Linked DNA regions of Homo sapiens: all the other regions are linked to region 1. A link is a contact called in ENCODE Hi-C or POLR2A ChIA-PET data. All regions are on one chromosome and are shown on one strand. Each heading gives the region's core, a stretch centred on a gene start or an enhancer-like site at or near the end of the contact. The rest is flanking DNA. Distances are from core to core; before and after follow the strand shown.

Region 1 (4,197 bases), core at 1,394-3,893:
CACTTAGCGATGTGTGCACTTTCCTCCATGCATAAGGTCCCTCAGCAAAGAGCTGACTGAGAGACTCTTGAGAGCATCTGGTCCATGCCCCTTGGTTGGCATAAGATCAACTGTTTCCCATGGATGTTAGATAGCTCATGGACACAGAGGAAATTCATTAAAGGACTGGAAGGAACTGGACATCAGATCTCTTAGCTCCCCACACAGGTACCAAAGCTGTGTGACAGGATGTTTCTCTAACTTCCTTGCTTTCTGTGACTCCAGACAAAGTTTAGAAGGATGAGGATCACATTCCTCTTATGAACACAATCCAGGAGGTTCCAATCTCTTATTTACATCCATGCCAGGAAGAGCATCTAAACACGTTTAAGGATATGGCAAATCAGAGAAAGTCAGACAGTTCACATTCACTGGCTAGGTGACCGTCAGCACGCTCCTTACCTCTCTCGTATCCTCATCCAGACCACGGAAGTGTTAACTGTTACCCTGCAAGGGTGCCTTGAAGATAAGGTAATAAGTAGTGTCAGGGCCATGCCTGGTACACGGCAAGCATTCAGAAACACTATTTGTAGAATGAACATGGAATCAAATTAATCAAATGCCTGTCACTTGGTAGAAGCTCAATAAATAGTAGTTATTATTACTGAGCAAGAGAAATAGGGAGAAAGTGGGTAAATATGCCTGTGAGAAACCAACACCTCATATTCTAAGCCTACTGGGTCATTAATGGGTCAACTAGCAATTCTCGCTGGTGTAGATAAGGCAGTGAAATGGTCTGTGAGGTGAAGAGTGATGAAGGACTTGAGAATAGGGCTGTGCTTTTTATTTTATGTTCTACCAAGTCTGTGTTTTCCTTCTCAGTGCCAAATGAAGATTTGCTCACTGTCTGCCACACCACGTCTAAATCCTACAGCCACCTATGTTATTCATACTACTCTTAGAATTTACAGGTTTTAAAAGGGCGAGCAGATACAAACACTCCTAGACTTAATGAGTAGACTCACTAGAGTCAAGTAACTTTACTCCTGGAAAAAAATTCACATACACTGAGAGGTAATTGCAGGCTTTAGAGAGGTCTGAAATGAACCATGGCCAGAAGTTACTTCACTTACATTTTTAAAAAGCAGGTTTAATACTGATTTTGTTTTCAGTTCTTCAAATCTTGGATGTATTTAGCAAGCTAATCCACACAAGTTCTTTTATACTAAAAAGAAACAAATACAAAAACAAGTTAAAACTGATTTCAAATTATAGCACACCAGAAAAAATAAAAGCACCAAATGGCTAATTATTATATTAACAAAGAACATCAAACTAGGTAACATGAGTGTAATTAAAAACAACAAAACATGTGTTAAGGACTGACTTCCATCCATCCTTTCTCTCCTATCCTCCTTCTTCCATTCTTCCCCATCTAGCACTCCACCCTTCTCTGCCTTCCTTCCTCAGTTACTGGACAACCTCAAATATTCCCTGATGACTGATTTTTTCTGCTGAAACCAAGTAGCGCATGGTAGGTACGCTATGAATGTTTGCTGAGTAAATGAATGAACCGTGGTTTTGCAATATTTTGTTGTTAAGATTTAAAAAATAAGAAATGCCCACAATTTATTATTTTGTTATCCAACAGGAACAAGTTGTAGACAATATGTAGAAATACATATATTGTTTCTGAATTGAGTTTCTGATTCTCTTATCTCTTTTAAATAAGTCATGCTTATGGGAAAATCCCCATTAGTATATATGGGCACATACATCTTCACCATGATACAGTAATAAAATATATTTTGGTACTAAAAGAATATTTAAGAAGAGTAAAATTTCCTTTTGAGATGCTCTCTCTTCAAATACCTCAGAACTACCTGCACCCAAAGGAGAAAGCAAGGTGTCTCCAAGTTAAATACAAGAGATATTGCCACATGTGTTTTACAAATGCATACAGAGTCAGGGCCAGTCCTAGACAAAATTATGACGTACGGATGTGGCTGTTTCCTTCCATTTGTCCTTTTGAGGATTCATTAACCCCGGATGTTTAATCAAGTAAGGAAGCAAAAGGATCAACTCCAAGGTTACAACAACTTAATGGATATCCTTCATGAGGATATTTTTATTTAAAAAAAAAAGCTTCACAAAAGGCAGTTGCTTAACAGTGAAATAAAATGCATTACTGACTATGGAACTTCAGGAATGAATGGGGGTGTGGATTTTCATCATGGAATTTCTCAACACCCCATTAAATCACATCAGGTAAGTATCTGTCCATTCTGCTTTCTCCTACCACTGGCTTCATATATGGCCCATATATACACACCAATCCCAGCAAGTTTTAAGCAATTTATTATATACAAACAGGCAAGCTCAATTTTAAGACTAGGGTGTGCTCTGAAAGTAAACAGTCATGTTAATGAGCAGTTTTCAAAGTGAGCTCCTAGGACTCCCACCCTAAGATGCTTCAGAGAGCAGAGGCAGAAGTGAGTGGATGTGCAGCCATGGGCACAGCGATTTCACTTTCATCTGTTTCAGACTTAGACCCAAGATTATTTGGGGAAGTGGTTCCTTAAGCTGCTTATGAAAGAGCTGAAACAATCGATGTAACCAAGTAACAATTAGATTAAAAGCTAGTGCAGAAAATCCCAGTCAGTCCACAACACAGCTGACTAACACCAAAATCCAACCACCACTTGTTATAGGGCCTTTATGGTAAAATACAAGTCCCAGCCTGAGCCCCAGGGCAGAGGTCAGCCCAGGTCTGAGCAGACAGGAGCTGGGCCTTCTCTTCTTCCCTACTCAGCCCCCTCATCTCCTGCCCTGGAACATCATGAACAGAAGGAAGGGCACTTACACTTCCATGAGGACTGAGTCAACAGTAAGAGGGCAAGATTACGGTGCAGGGGGCCTGTGGATGTTCACAAGATGGAGAAGCAGAGGTCTCCAGCAGAGAACAAGACATGGTGGGTTTCTGTAAGTCAGACACTTCCCAGGCCCTATCCCGATCCCTACAGCTTCTTTGCTGGGAATTCCACGTGCAAGGTTTACACACTTCACCTGGATCAGGGCTCTTGGCTAGGAATAAGAAAGGAGAAAATAGAACAGTTTAAAAGGAAGAAAAAAATACCTATGTTCTATGAAATCCAATTCAAAACAATATGTAAAATGAAAAAAAGGGGGAAGATTGGGGGAGCATTATGAGAAAATAAGCATTGCCTAAATGTGCTCCAGAGAAATTCACATTGACTAAGAAGCACTGAGTATATTCAATCCCTCCCTCAGCACAGAGCTCTAATTATTTGGCCCTGCCAGGACTGAATACAAAAAATATTTATAAACATGAACCATTATATTTTTTGAGTTTTCATCATACTAAAAAGTAAGTATAAGTAAAAGTAGCTGTACGTGATGGCCCACTAAGAACAAACGAAAGACTACTGTTGGAGTACAACCTTGGCAGGCTGAGGTGGGAGAATCACTTGAGCCTAGAGTTTGAGTCCAGCCCAGGCAACATAGCAAGAGCACACTTTGAAAGAAAAGATAGAAAGAAAAGAAAAGAAAAGAAAGAGGGAAGGAAGGATGGAAGGAAAAAGAAAGAAACATAAAGAATGAAAGAAAGAAAGAAAGAGGAGGGAAGGGAGGGAGAGAAGAAAAAGAAGAAGGAAGAAGTAGAAGGAGGAAGAAGAAGAAGGAAGAAGAAGAGGAAGAAGAAGAAAAAGAAGAAGCAGCAGAAGCAGCAGCAGGAGGAGGAGGAGGAAGAAGGAAGCAGAAGAAAAAGAAGGAAGAAGGAGAAGGAGAAGAGGAAGAAGAAAGAAGAATAAGAAGAGGAAGAAGAAGGAGGAGGAGGAAGGAAGAAGAGGAAGAAGGAAGAAGAAGAGGAGAAGGAAGAAGAAGAGGAAGAGGAAGAAGGAGGAGAAGGAGGAAGAGGAAGAAGAAGAGAAGGAGAAGAAAGAAGGGGGAAGAAGAAGGAGGAGGAGGAGGAAGAAGAAAGAAGAAGGAGAAAGAAGAAGAGAGAAGGAGAAGAAAGAAGAAGGAAGAGAAAGAAGAAAAGGAGAAAGAAGAAAGAAGGAGGAGAGGAGGAAGAGGAGGAGGAACACAGGAGGAAGAAGGAGAAGAAGAAGAAGAAAGAGGAGGAGGAGGAGAAGGGAAGAAGATTTACAAGTTTACATTTATTTTGGACTTCAATCTTTGTATCTTTGTCTTAAAAAG
Region 2 (4,197 bases), core at 1,263-3,762, 230 kb before region 1:
CAAAACAATTCCAAACAACAGAAATTGTCTGCATTAACCGTATAAAAATAGAGCCAGGCATGGTGGCACATGTCTGTAGCCCCAGCTACTTGGGAGGCTGAGACAGGAGGGTCATCTGAGCCTGGGAGTTCAAGGCTGTGGTGCACTATGGTGGCGCCTATGCATAGCCACTGGACTCCAGCCTGGGTAACAGAGTGAGATCTAGGCTAAAAAAACAAACAAAAAACCCAACAGTATAGAAATACATATGAGGTCATTTTAGATAAATATTTATGAACCTGAGGTCTTCAAAAAAGAAGGTAAATAGAAGATGAGGTTTCTTCCATCATAGGAAGTTGTAATGAGTTTTACTCCAAAATCGGAAGTGGATGTCAAGTAATGAAATATTACTTTTAGACTCTATATAATTTAGTAATGATTATGATGTTCTTTCCATTGTAGTTACACATACATGTATGTCTTGTTTAAAAACCAAATAAGGGCAAAATCTCCATCTATTTATCTTTGTAATGAAAGCATCGCAGTACCTGGCAAAGTGATGAGCACACAGTAGGCAGTCTGTAAGTGATGGTAACTCAACTCTAATGTAATAGATTTTAAATTATATGTGTGTTTCATATATAATAATTTCATTTGGGTTAAGAAATACAGAATCATTTGGTATTCTATTAGCCTTCAGAAATAAATCTTACTTAAGAAACACATTTGCAGAAAAAACAAAAATCCCACCCTTACTCATGATTATACAATATCTTGTATAGTTTAGCTTTAAAGATTAGCTTTAAAAACAAGATTAGCTTTAAAAACAAGATTAGCTTTAAAAACAAGAAAAATTTGTTTCCTTCTTACCAGACACAGACAGACTTTTAAAAATTTAAATTATACAAAACTAAGAAGTGATCAAATTATTACAAAGAATGGTCTAGATGACTGGCACTTATTGTATTGCAAATGTATTCCTTTAATGGATTTAACACTGTTCTTTTTGTTTTATTAAAGCCCTTTCTTTGGCCAGAAAAAGAACAGGATACAATTTGCAAGTCTAGAATTCCTGGACTGATAAAAACAACACAAGGTGCCCTTGAATTTCCTGTTCACGTGTGTTTTCTCCAGACTGCTCTATTCATTAATGGAGACACTACCAATAGTTAAGTCCAACATTCTTTTTTATCAAGCCTGGGGAAAGGAGATAACAAATCTGGCACTCAGGCCATTTATAAATAGATGTGGTATCTCCAACCATTTACCATCAAATTTCTAAAGGAAGAAAATAGAACTGCTTTACCTGGCTGTAAAACAAATTATTTAACTGGTGATTTCACCTTAGTTTTCACATACTGCATTTCAGAGGAAGGAGTGTCCTTAATGCTACTATATTGCCTTGTAGTATAAAAATTCGCCTAAATTCAATTCACTAGTTGCAATCATAATGCCCTAGGCTACAATAAGTCCTCAGATTGTACACTGTATAAACTGGGTCCCTAACGAAAGGGCAGCTACAGCTTCTTTCCTCTCTGAGGCACAGTCTAAAATGCAAGAAATTCATAGGTGAAGTTTCAAATCCCAGCATTAACTTTCACTAATTGTTTTATTTTCAACCAACATTTATTGCAGATATATACCATGTTGACTGTATGAAGTGCTGAGAATAAGACTGATAAAACACAGTTCCGGCCCTTAGGGAGTTCATGATCTTATGGAGACACAAAGTAGGGAGAAATCAGTGCTTCAAGAGGAAGGATAATCAAAGGTTTAATACAGAAGGTGATGCCTGAACTGAATCTTGGAGGGGATGGGGCTATAGTAAGAGTTCACCAGTCAGATGGACTCAGAGGAGGAAGAGCTGTAAGGCATGAAATACACTGACACACTTAAGCATACCGATAGACTGAGTATATTTGATTAAATGGCAGAAGATGAAGGTAGAAATAAGGAACTTTTTTGTCATGTTAAAAATTATCCTGAACATAAATGGGAATCACTCAAGGCTTTTAATTTAGTGAAAACCTAACAGCCATTAAAGAATATTTATTGAGTTTTTACCCAAGTACCCAGAATTCTTCTAAGAATATTACATTCTTAGAAGCATTTAATTCTCCTAACCAGCCCTCAAATCCTATCTGATTTGCACTTCGGATAGATTATGCTGGTACAGGGAGGATGGCCAAAAGGCTGGAAGTACAGATCAGACTAGAGGAAGTAAATCTGCTCAGGAGGCTTAATAATGAATAGTCAGAGATTACAACCTGGTAGCCTGCAGAATCATTTTGTTAGGCTTGTGCTACAATTTAGAAAGTAGAAGGTTTCACATGAAAATCCAGGTTTCTGGTTTCTCCTGAAAAGTCTGATCTGTCCACAATGAGCTCTGTCAGCTCCACAATGACAGCTGGAGCAGAGCTGCAGCCGGCCCCTTACAATACAACATCCCACCCGTCCACCAACTCTCCATTCCCACGTGCCCAGACTCATTCACTTTTTATTACCCACATTTTATTACCCACCTGCTTCCTTTACAGCACATTTGAGATTACAGAATAGTGAGGGACTAATTAAGATAGTAGCAGAAGTGAAGAAGCCTCAGTTAGTCAGCTGGAAAGACTAAAGTCTCTAATTATCTCTAAGTTTCAGATGTGGATGACTGGGTAAATGATCAGTAAGGACAGAAAGTATAAGAAAAGCTAGTTTAAGGCTAGTTTAAGAAAGTTAGTTTAAGGCTGATCCTGTCTGAGTTATTTAACCTGAGTCAGGATCCACATTTCTAAAATGGAGATCATAAATGCCAACCTTATAAGGTTGATATGACGCTTTGATGGTGGCAGAGCACAGGATGAAAGGCCAGATTGCCTGGGTCTGAATTTTGGTGCAGCCATTCACTAGCTGTGTCACTTTAGGCAAATTAAACTTTAAACTTTCTGTGTGTCAGTTTCCTGTTAAATAAATATAATAATAGCCACCTTGTGTGCATGCTTATTATGATAATATAAGACTTAAGATAATTCTAAAAGTTAGTACTTGTAAAAGGACTGAGATACGTCATGTGTTTGATAAATCAATAAATCAGTAAAAAATATTTTTAAAGTATCTCCTAGCACATATTAATGCTCAAAAATTATTAATTTTCTTCCCTTCCCTGCTCAATCTTCCTGCTCATCCCTCCTGCCTTGGGCTGCTGCCATTGTCAGTTAGTTTGTAAATTTAATCTCTAATAGACATTCCCTCTCTCTTCTGATCTTAGCCTACTTCTTTGACAAATTAGATTACTTCTAATGGAGAGGGGAGAGAAATGTAGCAAAAAGAAATATTTAAAGTAAAAAAAGAACTCTTGGTAGAAGCCTTACTAGAAGTTAGTAGTGATTTGGGGTAGAACTAGAGGTAGAGGTGTTCCAGGGAAGAGCTAACCCTTTCTCTCACAAAAGAGTGATTCTCATGAGGCAACACACACCAATTTATTTGTAATCTCTTTACTGTATCTGCTGTTAATAGCTTTTGTTTTTATTTAGCGTGGCCCTCTCCATGTGGCGTATGCCCTGATCACTAGACCAGAGGAATGCATTTCATAAACAGACACCCTTGTCTTTGCTCCTTCTGTGAATCATAAGGTTGGTGATGATGGCACAGTGGTGCTGAACTCAACATTAGCATTTTCATTTTCAAAACTGTTTTCGAAATAGTTTTCCTATGCACAAAAATATAGTTCAATGGTTGAGTACCTGAAAGCTTATTTGGCTGTAGTAATGATGTTCATGGCAGAATACCTGAGTTTATTGGTCCAAATAATTACTAAAAATCCCTCTGAACTTCATTTTTTTTTAAAACTTGCAATGAGAAGGGGAAAGTGTTTATAAACCAAATGCAAACAATTAAGAGGTAAATTTACCAAAGCAGCAATTTTATTTAAAATTCTATTTACCGATCTTAATGTTTAGATAAACTATCACCCTGTCTTTCTCAAAAACATTCAGAAAGAAGCAGTCTATTCTTAAAATATTTATAAAATTTAATTGTTCTATTGCTATATGCCTATCTGGTAGTGCACTAGATTTTGTCTGCAAAAAAATGTTCAGCTGAATCAAGTCATAGTTAACTTTAAAAAATTACCTCAGCAGAAATGCCACATAACTTCAAATACTTATAATCTAGCACCTCGATGGGAAAAAAAAATCAATGCCAACTTTTAGATAGTATGGGCATCCCTAA
Region 3 (4,197 bases), core at 488-2,987, 160 kb before region 1:
TGGAGAAATGTATTATTTTTTAATCAATAAAAAGTCTAAGTAGAAACAGATTTTTAAAATAATCCACTTCTACTAGCTGAAGAACAGGAAATGTTCTAAAAAAAGTTTAATGATCAGTTCCCATTTTTCTGAAGCTCATCTTCTCACTTCAGTTTTGTTTATTCGTAATTTTAAGAACAAGAAATCATTTTGAGAGGTATATGAAAGGGTGAGTTAAACCACTCATTCTCGGGAAACAGCACTAGGCCACCTACTGTTGACTCAGAAGTTTCAACTGACCAAGAGTGCACAGGTGCATCTCAAAAATATCCATTTTAGATGCGCTGCTGCTAATAAAGTGTTGTTTTCATTTCCTTTTGAGAACTGTCAAAAGACAAAATTACAACAAATGTAGTTAAGTGATCTAATTGGCTTTTATTTGTGATGAATGGATCAGGGTACTATCTCCCATAAAAATTTAGAAAAGGTGGCTGGGCACCATGGCTCATGCCTGTAATCCCAACACTTTGGGAGGCCAAGGCAGGAGGATCACTTGATCCCAGAAGTTTGAGAACAGCCTGTGTAACAGAGAGAGACCCCCATCTCTACCCAAAATCAATCAATCAATAAAATAAAAAATTTAGAAAAGGTGATCTGATGAGCTAAGCAGAAGAGGTGGGCTTTATAGGCAGAAAAGGGGTTAAAAAAAAGCAGAAATAAGGAACAAAAAGTGAATCGGTCATTTCAAAGTTACTTTCCTTATCGGATTAAAGCAGGGGGTACTCCTTTATCATGCCAGCTAAAACTGGCCTGTTAGGGGATTTGGCTATGCTGTCTTTCCCTCTTTCTCTCTCTCCCCCTTAGTTTCTTGAAAGGTAGATGACTTAGTTTCTGTTTGGTGACATGAAACTTTAGCATGAGTGACTCCATTTTGGTTTGATCTGTAGAGGCCCAGTCCAAATCAATAGCATCGTACAAATTTTATTTAAAAGAATAGTGCTGCTGGGCGTGGTGGCTCATGCCTGTAATGCCAACAATTTGGGAGGCTGAGGCCAGTGGATCACTTGAGGTCAGGAGTTTGAGACCAGCCTGGCCAACATGCTGAAACTCCATCTCTACTAAAAAATACAAAAATTAGCCAGGCATGGTGGTGTGTGTCTGTAGTCCCAGCTACTCAGGAGGCTGAGGCATGAGAATTGCTTCAGCCTGGGAGGTGGAGGTTGCAGAGATTGCACCACTGCATTCCAGCCTGGGCGACACAACGAGACTCTGTCTCCATTAAAAAAAATAAAAAAAGGATAGTGTCTACCTCAGTGAGACTGGAGCCAGTTTTTAGCTCCACAGCTACATAAGGAGTTGATAGAAAAACTGGAGTAATGAACACTGTTTTCCAGTTCATCTCACTGGTGTGTGGAGTTGATTTGGTTTTGCCAGTGTTATTTAGCATCCTTTTAAAATCACCCCTCCCCAACCCATCTCCTCGTACAGCTGCCCACAGGCCTGGCTCAGAAATCTGTCTCAGAAACTGAGTACCACCTAGTCTAGTCACAGTTTCTTTATGAACTACTCTGCCTTGGCTCACTGACTTGAAGTTGACAACTTACTCTTGAATAATTTAACTCCTTTCTTGGAACTGACTCCTTCTTCAGACTTCTCTTAACTTTCACTTCTGCATGTGGGAAGAAAGTAAAGGTATTAGAGACACACTGTGTAACTGGCTACAGGGTACATGGACCTTATTTCCCCCTCCCTGACAGCAAGGGCTTGTACTCAGCCTGATGTCTGGGCATAATATAAACCTAGCTTGATCTCTATTCATCACAGTCTCCACCTTTACTTACTTGAGTGTGATGATTTGTTTGAGATGTTTTGCTTTACTCATGAGGGTATGGAAATACGAAAAAAAGATAGATTGACTCATACTGTAATTCTACACTGATACATTGCAGCAATATTAACATTAATTCAATTTAAAATTCCACATTCCACATGTGTATTTGGCAATGTAGTTCTGGGAGGTAATTTGGAAATACATATCAAAACCTTAACAATAGTTACATTAGTCAAGAGCCTTGATTGCCAAAGACAGAAAGCCAGTTCAGATTAGTTTAAATAAACAGGGAAATTTATTAGGTCAAATAATTGGACAAGTCTAGGGAAGCACCTTGCTTCGGTCATGGCTGAGACCAGGAACTGAAATGATGGCATCAGGCTGGGCGCAGTGGCTGACACCTCTAATCCCAGCACTTTGGAAGCCTGAAGCAGGAGGATCGCTTGAGGCCAGGAGTTCCAGACGAGCTGGGGCAACATAGTGAAACCCTATCTCTACAAAAATAAAAATAAATTAGCCAGGCATGGACGTGCACACCTGTAATCACAGCCACTGGGGAGGCTGAAGCAGGAGAATGGCTTGAACCCAAGAGTTTGAGGCTGCAGTGAACCATGAACGCGTCACTGCACTCCAGCCTGGGTGACAGTGAGACCTTGTCTCAAAAAAAAAAGAAAGAAAGAAAGAGAAAAAAGATGTCAGTAGGAATCCCCCTTTGTCACTTCATTATTTAGCTCTGCTTTCTTCCATGTTGGCATCAAGAGGGCCCTCATCAGTCCCAACCTTAAATGATTTTTGGTGCCATTTAAGAATTTCAGAAGGAAAGAGATGTTTTCATCCAAGAGTTATTATCAGACCTAGAAAATTTCCCTCTTATTGGCCCTACTTAGATCATATGCTCACTCCTGGACCAGTCACTGTGCCTGGAGTGGTAGGAGACAGGGCACTCTGATCAGTCCCAGCCATGTGATGAAACATTTTACCAGTTGTGGGAGAGGCAGATACTAAAAGGCAATGAGAGAGTGAGGTAGGAGGTCAGTTCTATCATGTGAAAATGAGAAGAAACTCTAGGCAGGCAGAAACAAGTGATATCAAAATACAATGTTCATTCTCGTCTATGAATATTTACCCTTAAGAAATAATCAGAAGTGTGAGAGAGTTATGCAGTTATTCCTCACAGAATTATGTATAATAATAAAAATTGGCTGAACATGGTGGCTCACGCCTGTAATCCCAGCATTTTAGGAGGCTGAGATGGGTGGATCACTGGGGCCCAGGAGTTCAAGACCAGCCAGGCAACATAGGGATACCCCTGCACTACAAAAAAAAAAAAAATTAAAAAATTAGTCAAGCTTCGTGGCACATGCCTGTAGTCCCAGCTACTCAGGAGGCTGAGGTGGGAGGATCACCTGAGCCAGGGAGGTTGAGGCTGCAGTGAGCCATGATCACGCCACTGCACTCCAGCCTGGGTGACAGTGAGACCTTGTCTCAAATAATACAATCTAGAAAGAATTGGAATGTTTAATAGTAAGGGATTTCTTGAATAAATTGGTACCTGGATTCAACAGAACACTATGTGGCCTTTGAAAAGTATTATAGAGGAAAACTCAGCGACATGAAAAAATGTTCAAGGTATCTTGTTAGGCACAACAACAGTATGCGAATCATGATCCCAATTTGTGTGTGTGTGTGTGTGTACATACACACACACACACACACACATATCTTTTTATATACATTTTATGCATATTATATACATTTTATCTATTTAAAACATAACATGTAAATGTTATGAAAGAGTGAAATAATATACTTTACAATGTTGATTACTTCTAGTTGTTGAAATTAGGGATAATTTTCATCATTCTGGTACTTTTCTCTATTTTCTACAGTAAATGTGTCTTTTTAAAAATTAAAAACATTATTGAAAAGCCTTTAATTCCTCCCTGCCAATTTAAAACTGATCATGCTATTTCTGTCTGTGAGAAAAGGAGCTGAAATGGAGAGTCTAATTACTGATAAATAGCAATCATCGGTTAGACTTTAAGCAGAGTATTTAGAAGAATAAATTATTCACCAGTATTTTAAGATTAGCTGAAACCCAAATGTATTCTCTATTATGTCTTATTTCCATATTTTGAGGCTTTATCTGTATGCACACTGCTGACTTTTTCAGAATTAATCAACCAGCCAGCTCCATGAAGAAAGTACAGGCCCAGATATCAGCACAGGGAGCGATTCAGGGTATCTTTTCTAAACTTCATAATTACTCTTGACTGTATCTGTAGAAAGCTGAATGCATTTCCATGCTGCTAGAGACAGGGAATTTTTCTCAATAGTATTCGTAACACTCAGATTAGAGGAAACTACTTCAGCAAAATAGAGAACAA

The links. A loop is a pair of places that touch in the nucleus more often than their neighbours do. ChIA-PET counts read pairs that join two places held with the same protein, here RNA polymerase II (POLR2A). Pooled maps may share reads with other maps.
Region 2: a pooled map shows a loop between it and region 1 (4-fold over the local background). The contact joins two enhancer-like sites. A Hi-C loop is called at or near these places in 3 of 50 pooled maps. POLR2A ChIA-PET finds 5 or more read pairs at or near these places in 3 of 52 experiments (A673, PC-9 and activated CD4-positive, alpha-beta T cell).
Region 3: a loop to region 1 is called in a map with no recorded cell type, with 7 times the contacts of the local background. The contact joins two enhancer-like sites. A Hi-C loop is called at or near these places in 4 of 37 single-sample maps with no recorded cell type and 4 of 50 pooled maps. POLR2A ChIA-PET finds 5 or more read pairs at or near these places in 3 of 52 experiments (A673, HEK293 and Panc1).

What each region holds. Positions count from the first base shown.
Region 1 is chr12:27,063,142-27,067,338 of GRCh38, reverse strand. No RefSeq gene overlaps it. Among named protein-coding and RNA genes, the nearest start is that of C12orf71, 17 kb to the left of the region's middle. Within about 2 kb of position 2,643, at least 2 of the 41 ENCODE cell types and tissues checked have a DNase peak (open chromatin) inside an H3K27ac peak, as active enhancers do.
Region 2 is chr12:27,288,971-27,293,167 of GRCh38, reverse strand. All of the region lies in intron 1 of STK38L (serine/threonine kinase 38 like), which reads right to left. It overlaps LOC124902905 (a long non-coding RNA gene), which reads left to right. Exons shown (of 3, transcript XR_007063254.1): 1 at 1-1,764; 2 at 3,501-3,599. Among named protein-coding and RNA genes, the nearest start is that of BMAL2, 42 kb to the left of the region's middle. Within about 2 kb of position 2,512, at least 2 of the 41 ENCODE cell types and tissues checked have a DNase peak (open chromatin) inside an H3K27ac peak, as active enhancers do.
Region 3 is chr12:27,217,856-27,222,052 of GRCh38, reverse strand. No RefSeq gene overlaps it. Among named protein-coding and RNA genes, the nearest start is that of STK38L, 24 kb to the left of the region's middle. RefSeq lists enhancers at 1,402-1,471, 1,492-1,661, 1,802-1,851. Within about 2 kb of position 1,737, at least 2 of the 41 ENCODE cell types and tissues checked have a DNase peak (open chromatin) inside an H3K27ac peak, as active enhancers do.